Regions from separate parts of the Mus musculus genome. Here region 2 is linked to region 1. Evidence: chromatin contacts called from ENCODE POLR2A ChIA-PET data. All regions are on one chromosome and are shown on one strand. Each heading gives the region's core, a stretch centred on a gene start or an enhancer-like site at or near the end of the contact. The rest is flanking DNA. Distances are from core to core; before and after follow the strand shown. Region 1 holds the start of A330035P11Rik (RIKEN cDNA A330035P11 gene). Region 2 overlaps Ubac2 (ubiquitin associated domain containing 2).

What was found. ChIA-PET counts read pairs that join two places held with the same protein, here RNA polymerase II (POLR2A).
Region 2: POLR2A ChIA-PET joins it to region 1 with 14 read pairs in embryonic stem cell. The contact joins the enhancer-like site here to the promoter of A330035P11Rik in region 1. POLR2A ChIA-PET finds 5 or more read pairs at or near these places in 4 of 5 experiments (Patski and embryonic stem cell).

What each region holds. Positions count from the first base shown.
Region 1 is chr14:122,104,257-122,109,204 of GRCm38, forward strand. It overlaps A330035P11Rik (RIKEN cDNA A330035P11 gene), which reads right to left and starts at 2,718. Exons shown (of 4, transcript NR_015586.3): 1 at 1,528-2,718; 2 at 676-1,185. It overlaps Tm9sf2 (transmembrane 9 superfamily member 2), which reads left to right and starts at 2,826. Exons shown (of 17, transcript NM_080556.3): 1 at 2,826-3,179. The coding sequence starts at 3,012.
Region 2 is chr14:121,928,787-121,934,234 of GRCm38, forward strand. The region is part of intron 4 of Ubac2 (ubiquitin associated domain containing 2); the gene reads left to right. Gm46485 (a long non-coding RNA gene) reads left to right here. Exons shown (of 2, transcript XR_001781471.2): 2 at 1-5,448. Among named protein-coding and RNA genes, the nearest start is that of Gpr18, 16 kb to the left of the region's middle. Within about 2 kb of position 2,950, at least 1 of the 3 ENCODE cell types and tissues checked has a DNase peak (open chromatin) inside an H3K27ac peak, as active enhancers do.

The DNA.
Region 1 (4,948 bases), core at 1,468-3,967:
AATCTGGCCATCTCATTCATATAGTGTGAGAAATTCAGAAAAACAGACATCTAAATTATTTCAGCAGAAAAGTGTGTGTGGGGGGGGGAGAATTTTCGATTTTAACTGTGGCAAATCATACATAATAAAATTTATCATCTTAACCATTTTGAGTATAAAGGTCAGCGTATATTGAATTGTTCATTGCTCATCTGACCGTTTTCGTCATCCATATCCATGGTTAACAAAAAAAACAAAACAAAAATCAAACCAAACCAAAGAAGCCCTTTTCGCTGGGCAGTGGTGGCGCACGCCTTTAATCCCAGCACTTGGGAGGCAGAGGCAGGTGGATTACTGAGTTCGAGGCCATCCTGGTCTACAGCGTGAGTTCCAGGACAGCCAGGTTTCTCTACCCTGTTGGAAAAAAAAACAAACAAAAAAGCCCTCTCTTTCCTCAGCTTCTCCGAATTGTCAAATGCCGTGTGGAACATAGAAAAAAAACATATTCCTCAGGTTTTGCTCCAGTCAGAGTTATCAGTAGTCTGAAAAAAGTTGCGTTTTTCCCTTTAATCTAGTCGGGAAGAGCCTCACCAACCAGGAGCTGGCTACCCAGAGTTGGAAAGCTTCGCCCCGCCCCCGCCCACCCCGCCCCCTCCCGCCATCAGGTAACCTAGGGAACCGCAGGTGAGGCGTTACCCAGAAGAGGCCGGATCCGGAAGTAGGGGTCGCCCCGCCCACCAGCCAAGAAGCGGCCCAGCACGGTGACGTGTCGTTGTAGGAGTTGGCTTTACTCGCCGTGCGTACACCCAGTTGGAGCTCTGAGCGAGTCAGCTGTCTGGAATCCCGATGTCGTTTTCATTCTCAAAGACTCCAGTTGTCCGGGTTTTTAATTTACTTTACCCAGAGTGTTGAGGCTGTCAGGTCTCGGGGCAGGAAGCACCAGGTCACCGTGGGTTCATCACTGAGTATCCCAGGCCATCCTGGGAAGTGATTCTCGGTCTTAAGCTTGTGGTGGTCTGTGAAAGCGAGCGGGAAACCCTGGGAACCCTCAGGCGTTAGCACCGCAAGTCTGCGACCCTAAATTCAGGTCTAGAACCTGTGTCCTCCGGCGACCAGGGCCGAGCGAGCACTTCTAGTTTGCTTCGCCTTCGTCTCTCCAGGCCCTGCTGTAGAGTTGGAAGATGCAGAGACCAGGCCCCTGCAGCCCTGGGAAGTGAGACAGTGAACAATAAACACGATCGTTTCCGAAATTGGTAGACACCGAGGAGCAGCGGTGGAAATGGGGGACACCTACATTCTACATTATCCCTCTTAGCACAAGTAGAAGCTGGGGAGACCTACAGAGTGGCCTAGCGTGGTAGGTAGGAGCCTAGAGACCACCAAAAGAACTCAGTGGCACAGCGAGCAGCATGCCAGCTATGGACAGTGAGATTGTCACAGGTAGAAAAAAGTAGTAATGGCAAGGTTGGAGCGGGAGCTACGGCAGTGAAGGTCTAGTTTGGTATTATCAGAAAAATAGGTAAGGTGTGTGGGGGGTGTTAATCCTACCTCTTTATATTTGGAGACAGCTGCTTCCTTTTTCGACAAAGGGCGTTGTCTTGACTTAGCCCAAAGTTCAGTATGTGCATGTATTTGAGATGGTGTGCGCTGATGGACACGCCTCCTTTTGTTATAAAAGTGGTCAGGACCGCCTGGGACAACTACTATATCACCTATTTTTTTGTGATATAGTATTTTTTAACTTAATCTTTACCACTCTTTGAGAGGGTGAGCACCCTTGTCTTCTCTTCTAACTTTCATTTCTCCAGTGATGAACCCATGCCCAGAGGCACATCGCTAGATCACAATGTTCCAAAGCCAGGACGCTCAGCCAGTACAAATTACCTTTGATGTTAAAGCTCTTTTTAGGTATGTCAGTAGTTCTTTCTGTAGGTGCTAGAGCCATTGAAAATCTGGTTAGTTGTAAACTTTGGGGAAGGGAGCAATATATGAGCACACAGAAAAAATTTAATAGCATGAGACTACAAACTTTTTTGAATTTACCTATTTTCTGAATTTGCCTTTTCTTGAATTTGGGGGTTACAGTCATCCAGGACTGTGTTTTATATTCTAAGATGATGCACTTGGGGAAGAATTCGGTTGAAGTCTAAAACTCCATGGGCTTTTTATGCTAAACTTTTCTCCTCCTTGAGCATAATGCTTGCGCACTAACACAGAGACATAACCATTTCCCATTATCAATGGGAAAAGCTATGCACCTTGTCGAAGAGTAATAATGCCGTAATAGTCTTCCTTAACACGACTGCTTTGCTTAACTAAGCCCCGGTATCTTCATTGCAACCTGCCATTGCTACTTTATATTTACTACCCTCTCTCATCTATCTCATTTCGACTTTCTGAAAGATATGTTTGTTGTGTGCACACTTCTCCCACACAAGAATGTCCCAGCATTTCCGATGCTTAGGAATTATTCTTGCAAATAACCTCTAAGAGCTGTTTAAAGATTTACGAACCGCTCTTTCCATTTGTTCCCTTACCCTGGCCCCAACTAGGTAACCCCTGAGCTCTGCCTCATCGACCAACTCGGTCTCCATCAGAAAGTACTTGGTTCATCAGTCCTGAGCGGACTGACGGGTATGAGGTGACAGAGGGCAGAGAAGAGGTGCGCCCGAGAAGCGCGGCGCTCTGGAGCGCCACGGTGGAACCTGGAACCCGACTGTGGGTGCCGGAAGCGCGCAGGCGGAAGTCACCCAGATCCCGGAACGCGGATCTCTTGGCCGCCCCGCCCGGAAAGAGCCCGCTGCGCTTGCGGCGCCGGCACTGAGCATGTGCGTGCGGCCCCGCGCATGCTCCGTGGAGGCCCGCTTCGGTTTCTGTCGCGGGGCCCGCGGTGTCTCCTAGCGTAACCGGAACTAGCCGTTGCGGGCCGGCCTTCTCTGCGCTCGGGCCTTGAGGTGATCTCCGAGCGCCCCGGACCCCTCCTTCCTCGCCGTCCCCCTCGGCTCGGCCGCTCGCCTCTCACAGCCGCCGGCATGAGCTCCAGGCCGCCAGCGTCGCCGCCAGCGCAAGGCTCCAGGTTGCTGCTGCTGTCGCTGCTCCTGCTAGGGACGGTCCCAGGCCCGCGCCCGGGAAGCGCCTTCTACCTGCCCGGCCTGGCGCCGGTCAACTTCTGCGCCGAAGAGAAGAGCAACGAGTGCAAGGTGGGGGAGGCCTGTCGGGCTGCGCGCCGCGGTGGGAGCGGGGTCTAGGAGCGGGGTCAAGGAGCGGGAAGGGGCGTAGCTGTGGGTGGGGTCGCATTTCGAGCCGCGACGGGACGGGGGCCTGCGGACCCCGGGTGGTCCCCGCGGGCTCGTCGCTGCAGCTCGGGGCGCTTTGCCCGGACCCCGGCGGCTTGCGGAGCGCCCTTGGACTGGCCTGCACGCAGGTACGCGGTGACCCGATGCCCACACGGGGCGCTCCCAGCCGAGCGACAACTTCCAGTAACTTAATTTCGTAGCTCACTGTTTTATTGCACTTTCCTAGAACTCCTGGTCATGACGGCTTATTCTCTCTAGGACTTTGATACCGAACTTCAAGAATACTAGTTGATCATTTAACCTGTGGATTGTGACGCATTCTAACCCTCCTTGAAAACCGCGTTAATAAAGACTAGTTGTAGTTAAGTTTAGTCCCTGGCCTTTAAATTTTTTTTTAAGCTATAAAATTTTTAAGAGACCCCCAAATGGGTTTCTCCGCGATGGCTTTAAACACTTAAAAAGCAGCAGAGAGCGGGAGAAAGAACCTGCCTTGAAAATGTTGGTTTCGTAGGCCATCCGCCCACACGTTTTTCAGTTTACCAGCTGAAAGCAGCTTTTAGGTATCAGGTGTAGAGCATCACAATACACCATTATTTCGTAAAGTTACTAAAACTTAACCATTTGGAGGATCCAGGGCCTCTCAGAAACCGTTAATTTTAATACTTCAAATAATGGTTAAGAAAACGTTTACACTTTTTATTTACTAAAATTTTAAGCTGGTGTTTATTTTATGACTCTTAGCTATACCACAGTTGTGAATTTTGAGGTTGTTTTAGAGTATTAGGGAGGCTATTAAAGTTTTCATGGCATTTTGCAGCTTCTCTTTAGGTTTGTGGGCTATCCTGTGTGGCGTTAACATGGTCACTACAGTTTTAGAAAGAAACAAACGTGTATCTATGACACGTAAGTCGTAGAGGGTTCAATAATGCCTACCAATCGGTAAGATTCACCCAGGCACACAGTCCATTAACTGTGGTACCCGGAAAAGCAGGAACTTCTGCCTCCTTCTAGAGAGTTCTGACCTAAAGTGAGATCCAGTCTTACAGGCACACTGAATTTTTCTGTTAAATATTTCAGAAGCCAACCTTTATAAACAAGTACTTGGTCTGTAAATGAACAGTGAATGTGTGTTGTATTCGTAATTTCTTAGAGAAATACATTCCTGGCTCCTCCATCAGCCACTGGAGAACAGAGGCTTATTAATAAAATCTGATGTTACGAAAGGTATGGTCCACATACCTAGAGAGCATAGATGAGGAAATGTTTGTGGATTAGAGTCTTCTGGAGAAGCAGCAGAGATGTGACACTGGACACGGACTTTAGAGAGAAGTGTGAGTGGATTTGTGGGTGATTTGTGTTGTCTCACAAGGTCTTTAAGTGTCCTTTTGAAGTTTCTGATCCTTTGAGGGTTTGACTTAGATAGGTGTGGGGATGAAACAGGCAAGACAGATCATATTCTGGATGTTGGCTTGCTGTCCTTGTTCTCAGCTACTCCGTTAGCAGTAGGAAGAGGGCAAATGTCCCTAGGCTCTTCTCTAACTAGCTGGCGTGGAGACTTAGACATCTTCCCTTTTCTCTCAGTAGGGAGCTATTCTGCTTAGTAAACAGTTTAAATTTTTATTCCTGCGGTCAAGATGGTAACTTTACAAACATCCCTTCCCTCTTTTCCAAAC
Region 2 (5,448 bases), core at 1,700-4,199, 180 kb before region 1:
TTATTTTTTCCTAAACAGTACAGTAAAGCGTATTTCAAACCATAGGAACACTTTTTGTGTGTGAATCCCCACCTCATTCCCTTGTGACAGAGTCTTTCACAGAACCTGCATGTAAACTGGCAGCCATCAGGACCCAGAGGTCCTCCTGTCTGTTTTGCACAGTGCTGGGTGATGGGTATGCAGAGCCACCCCCAGCTTGTACGTGACGGCTGGAGATTTGAATTCTGGTCCTGTTGTTTGTGCATCTAGCACTGTTACCCACTGAGCCTATTCCTGAGCTCCAAACATCACATTTAACTGTGTAGCAAGTTGTCATGCAGGGCAGCCTGGCTCTAATACGGAACTTAAGGAAGAATTCTTACCGATATCTGAAAGTTAAGGAAAGGGGAAGGCGGGTTGTTCTTTTTTTGTAAGGGGATTTAGTGATCCTGTTGAATAACTGTTTTGTGTGAGCCACAAACCGTATTTTTATCAGAATTGTTGGGTAAATGTTGATAGGAAAGTAGTCCTACTATGTAGTGGATATGAATGCCACTACCCTACAGCACACGCTTTAGCAGTTGTCTTCCCATGTCGTGTCTGTGGCTAGTATTGAGTGCAGATAAGGTGGAAGCTCAGTCCTTATCTTGTCATTCCTTCGACAAATGGTGTAGTTGTCAACAATAAGTAAATATTCTCAGAGCTCAGAGGAAGGAAGTAGGAAACTACGCGTTGGGGGACTTGATGGCTGGCGGTGCAAATGTGCACGTGAGTTCTAAGGAAGGATAAAAATAAGGAACAGGAAGTTGATTCATGAAAGTGATTTTTATTCCACTGCGTGCTTTAACTGAGAAAACAACCTAGAAGATGTGCTAATGTTTTATGGTGAATTGGTCTTTGAAAAGTGAGTTCTAATCAGTTTTTAGAACTGCTCCAGGGTGAGGAGGGGCCCATCTCCGTGTTCTGTGCATTGCAGTTATTCAAGCACACGTGTGGAGGCCAGAAGAGGGCATCATGTCCTCTGGAACTAGAGTTGTAGACAGTTGTGAGCCACTGTGTGGATACTGAGAACAGAACCCAGGTTCTCTGAAAGAGCAGCCAGTGGTCTTAACCACTGAGCCATCTCTTCAGTCCGTGGATCATATCTATGTAAAAAAAAAAAACCAATCTATCTATCTATCTATCTATCTATCAGTATATATGGATATACAGATATATAGATACAGATATCTACACACACACACACGCACATACACACACACACACATTATAATGCTGTATTTGTTGTGTCCATGTTTTAATTTATATCTCCCTAATCCAGTGCTGTATTGAGCTGCTCCTCCGACCCCAACCACTAGAGAGGGTTTCCCTGTGTAGTCTAGCTGGCTGTCCTGGACTTGCTTTGTAGACTAGGTACAGAAATCCACCTGCCTCTGTCTTCTAGGTGCTGGGATTAAAGGCGTGTGCCATCAGGCCTGGCATTGGCTGCTTTTTATGTGCTCAGCTGCTGTTCGTGTATTTTCAAGTCTCTCCGTGCACCTGTACTTAGATTTGTGACTTTCTTATTATTATAAGAGTTCTTTGAGAGTTCTTTGTATTCTCATACCAGTTCTTTAGGTGTGCATTTAGCAGATACTTCCCCAAGTTTATCTCTGTTGATTTTTATAATAGTGACCTTTGAAGAGTGTAGTTAAATACTCTAATGAAATAAAATCTACCAGTTTATAAATAGCCTATGCTGTGTACTCTTTGGAAAAATCTTCCTATGTTGTGCGTATTTGAGAAATCTCTGACCTATGTAGGTTTCTTCTAGAAATTTTATTTTAGGTTTGCCATTTGGGTTTATGCTCTATTTTGAATTTTTAATATATGGTTCAAAGTAGAGCTGTCTTCCTCACTCAGCACCTTCTGTGTGACAAGGTAAAGCCTCACCTGCCCCTGGAAAGCCCCGTTTTTGCTGCCCCCCCAGTTGCTACTTCTTCAACACGATCCTGACTTAATACCCCAGTTTAGTTTGTCAGTTTGAGCCACACATAGTGAAGCACAGGCTGTGTCTGGTTTGTTTCTGTCCTTTGTTTAGCTGTTTCCTTGGTGCCCAATGTAGCTCTAGTCAGTCTCGTCGTTAGTAGTGTAGTATTGTGGCAAGTCAAGACACCACACTCCTCCAGTTTCTATGGCCCCCTGTACCTCTTGTGCTGTGGACAGACACATGCTTCTGTTTGGTGATGTCTGGAGTTGGAATCTGAGTTGAAGGGTATCGTGCTTAGCTGTTGAAGATTGCTGCCATATCTTTTGTTGGTCAGGAATTTCAGAGCAAAGTATTGATCCTGTTCCTGTCAGCAGGGACTAGAGTTACCTGAAGACTCATTTTCCAGAGTGACTCACTCTTGTGGCTGTGGGTAGGAAGCCTTGGTTCCTCTTCTTGGAGTTGTAGGAGTATCCTTTTGACAGGGTAGCTCACCTCCAAGAGTGTCAGAGTCCTTTTCGTTTTACTCATTGTCGGGCTAAGGGACACACCACGTACCATAATTGTAGTCCACATTTTTTTACTGACCAAGAGACTGAGCTCTTCTGCTGTTGGCTTGTTGTTTATTTAAGTAAATATTTTGGCTGTCTCAGTGTTAACTGTAACTAGCTCTCTTTTAACTACCCAACTGTACATTTTTCTTGGTGTCTTGTTTTTTGTTTCATAGCCATGGTGATTTATCTTCCTGTAACACTGAGGAATAACTTCCAGTTTCCCCCCAAGATTTCATTGCTTTGTAGAATTTGTTTCTTTTGAATTCTTTCTACTTGCTGTTTTCTGATTTTGATATTAGGGGTTTTGCATAACCGGAGCCTTCGGCTGTTCATATTTAAGATCTAGTTAGAAAGTGGAGTGACAGGGATGGAGAAATGGGTCCACTGGGAAAGTGCTTGCTTTGTAAGCGCCACATGCAAATCTGGGTGTGGATCATGCACCTGTGATGCAGGAGGATCCCCAGCTCCTCCCACCCCTTCCTGGACATGGGTGGAGGGAAGTTCCCACCCTCTACTGTCTTGGTCTTTCTGGCTCCCTCTGAGGCTGTCTAGGGTTCTGCCCTAAGGACCCTGGCAGCACAATTCAGAAGCTGTGGAAAGGGGCAGACTGTGTGGGAGAAGCCACTTCTTACACAAAGGAAATCCCAGGGGCTTAGGAGCTCTCTGCTAGGAACATGGCACAAAGACTAAAAAGAATTTGCTTATTCCACCACAGTCTGTCAGTAGGCAGAGAGATGAGAGCCATCTCTCGTTTCTGGCTGCCTCTTATGGTCCCAGAAGACACTGGTCCTGCAGGGCCTCTGGGTAGTTTGAGTGTTAATCTAGGAGCTTTTCCAGCTCAGCAAAACTGGTCTGCTGTTATTCTCACAGGCTTGAGTCTCAGTCGTGAATTGACACTATGGTTACTGTAGTTGTTAGTGTCTAAGCCCTAATACCCAGTATGCCCTCTCCTCCTTAGCAATTAAACAGGTATTGGGGAAAAGCTGCAGAGGGAGATTAGTCCAGTGTGCTGCTTTAGGGGGAGGAATAACTAGGAACAAGGCAGTCTGGGTATTGCACTGAGCTTTAGGCTTAATCCGAGGCAGGAGACTGATGTCGGAGAGCAGTCTTGCACACTGCTGTCACACCCAGCACCACTCTCTGGGCTTCAGGCTCCTGCAAGGACATGTAGCAGGTTGTCAGCACCGTGTAACCATCTTCCTGGCAGACAAGTTCTTTCTCTGGCTGGCACGGCTGCCTTATCCTCCTGGCATGAGGTTCCTGGGGATTTGTAGTTCTTTGGGGTACATTATTTCAATACTCTGATAGCTGGAGGGAGGTGTGCAGTTGTCCACTTGAACTGTTTTCATTGCTGCAAGACCAGTTACTGATTTCCAGTCAGGAAAATTTTATTATTCGCGGCTCTTTGTCGTTGTGTGTGCCTTTCGAGAAGCCCTCTCCATGTCATTCTCGAGAGTTGGGGGAAACGGACAGATAAGGCCGTGAGTGCAAGGCTTCTTCTTACCTGGCTGTATTGTTTTCCACTGTGGTTAAGAACACTGGCAATTGTAAAATCAGTTTTCTCTCCATTGACAAGATTACTTCCAAAGTACTCAGAATTTTTATTCAAGGTCATTTTGTCAGTGATGAGAGGACAGAGGTTCAGTTCCGTGCTGCTGCCTTCATCAGGCTCAGGAGCCCCCTTGGACTTGTAGAGCCTCTGCTCAGAACAAAACAGGATTCATGGCTTGGAGGCTGAAAAGAATCCCAGGACCAGTTTACACAGTGAGTTATGGCTGACATTTTTGTTAAAGATATTTTAATACAGGCTTCCATGAGGCTTAAGAGAGACGCCCTCAGAAGAGGGAGAGTAGGGAAGTCAGCGTTAAAGAGAGGAATGGGCAGAGCGAGCGCTGTTTGGTGGGAAGGAGCACACACTTAAGTAGCCCTTCAGGAGTGAGGGTTACTAGGAGACAGGGCTTGGGAATCATGGCTGGACCTTCAGGTGGGAAAGCATTTCCTCAAGGGAAAGTGTTTTCCCTTTGAGTCTGGAGCAGAGGTTTGTTGAGGGATGCAGGTCACAGGAAGGGTGAAGAGAGAAAGCTGCTGTGAGGGGTGCATGGGGGTCTGGGGGAAGAGCGTCTCGAGAGAATATCCCTCCCTCTGCCCCCACCCCCCAAATGGGGAAGGTCTGACTTTTACACGTTCTTTTGCATGGTGTGATTTAGACAGGTGTAGCCTGCTTACGAGAACAGGAGCCAGGGACTGCTTAGGACCATGAATTAGAGCTGTAAAACCGCAGCTCAGAACAGCTTCTCACAGAGGATCCAAATTAAAGGGGTAGGCTGTGATCTAAGCGGAGACTACCTGAGTGGGCAGGTCTTAGCTCCTCTAGGGAGAGGTATAATTGTCTGGTTCTCAGGTTGTGTCTCAAAGGGTCGCCAAGAAACCTTTCCTCTTCCTCTTCCTCTTCCAGTAAGAAAGATAAACAAGGTGGCTGCAGAGGTGCTGTGGATAGAACTGCTGCTGCAGTCCAGCCAGCAGCCGTCCGCTTGCTCGCTCTGGTTCCTAGAAAGTCAGGAGGGAGGAGAGCCTGAGACACTGTTGCTGGGATCCTGCCCCAGTGCTGGCACCGACACTGTCTTCCTCCACAAACCTGTGTCCTGGGTCCTTTGTGCTTCACACAGCTTCCTTCAGCAGCAGTCCTGCTTAGCCACACTGGCATGGAGACTCATGCCTCATGTGCTTCTGTCTGTTTTACACAACCTGGAGTCACTGGGGAAGACTGCTCCCATCAGGTCGGCCTGTGAGACACTCACCTCAGCAGTGTTGCCCCTGGGCAGGTGGTCTGGGGCTGAATAAAACAAGTTGAGCAAGCCTTGGAGAGCAAGTCAGTAAGCAGTGTACCTCCATGCAGGCTGCATCAGTTCCCGCCCTGGCTTCCCTCACGTCTGTGACATGACAGCAGAA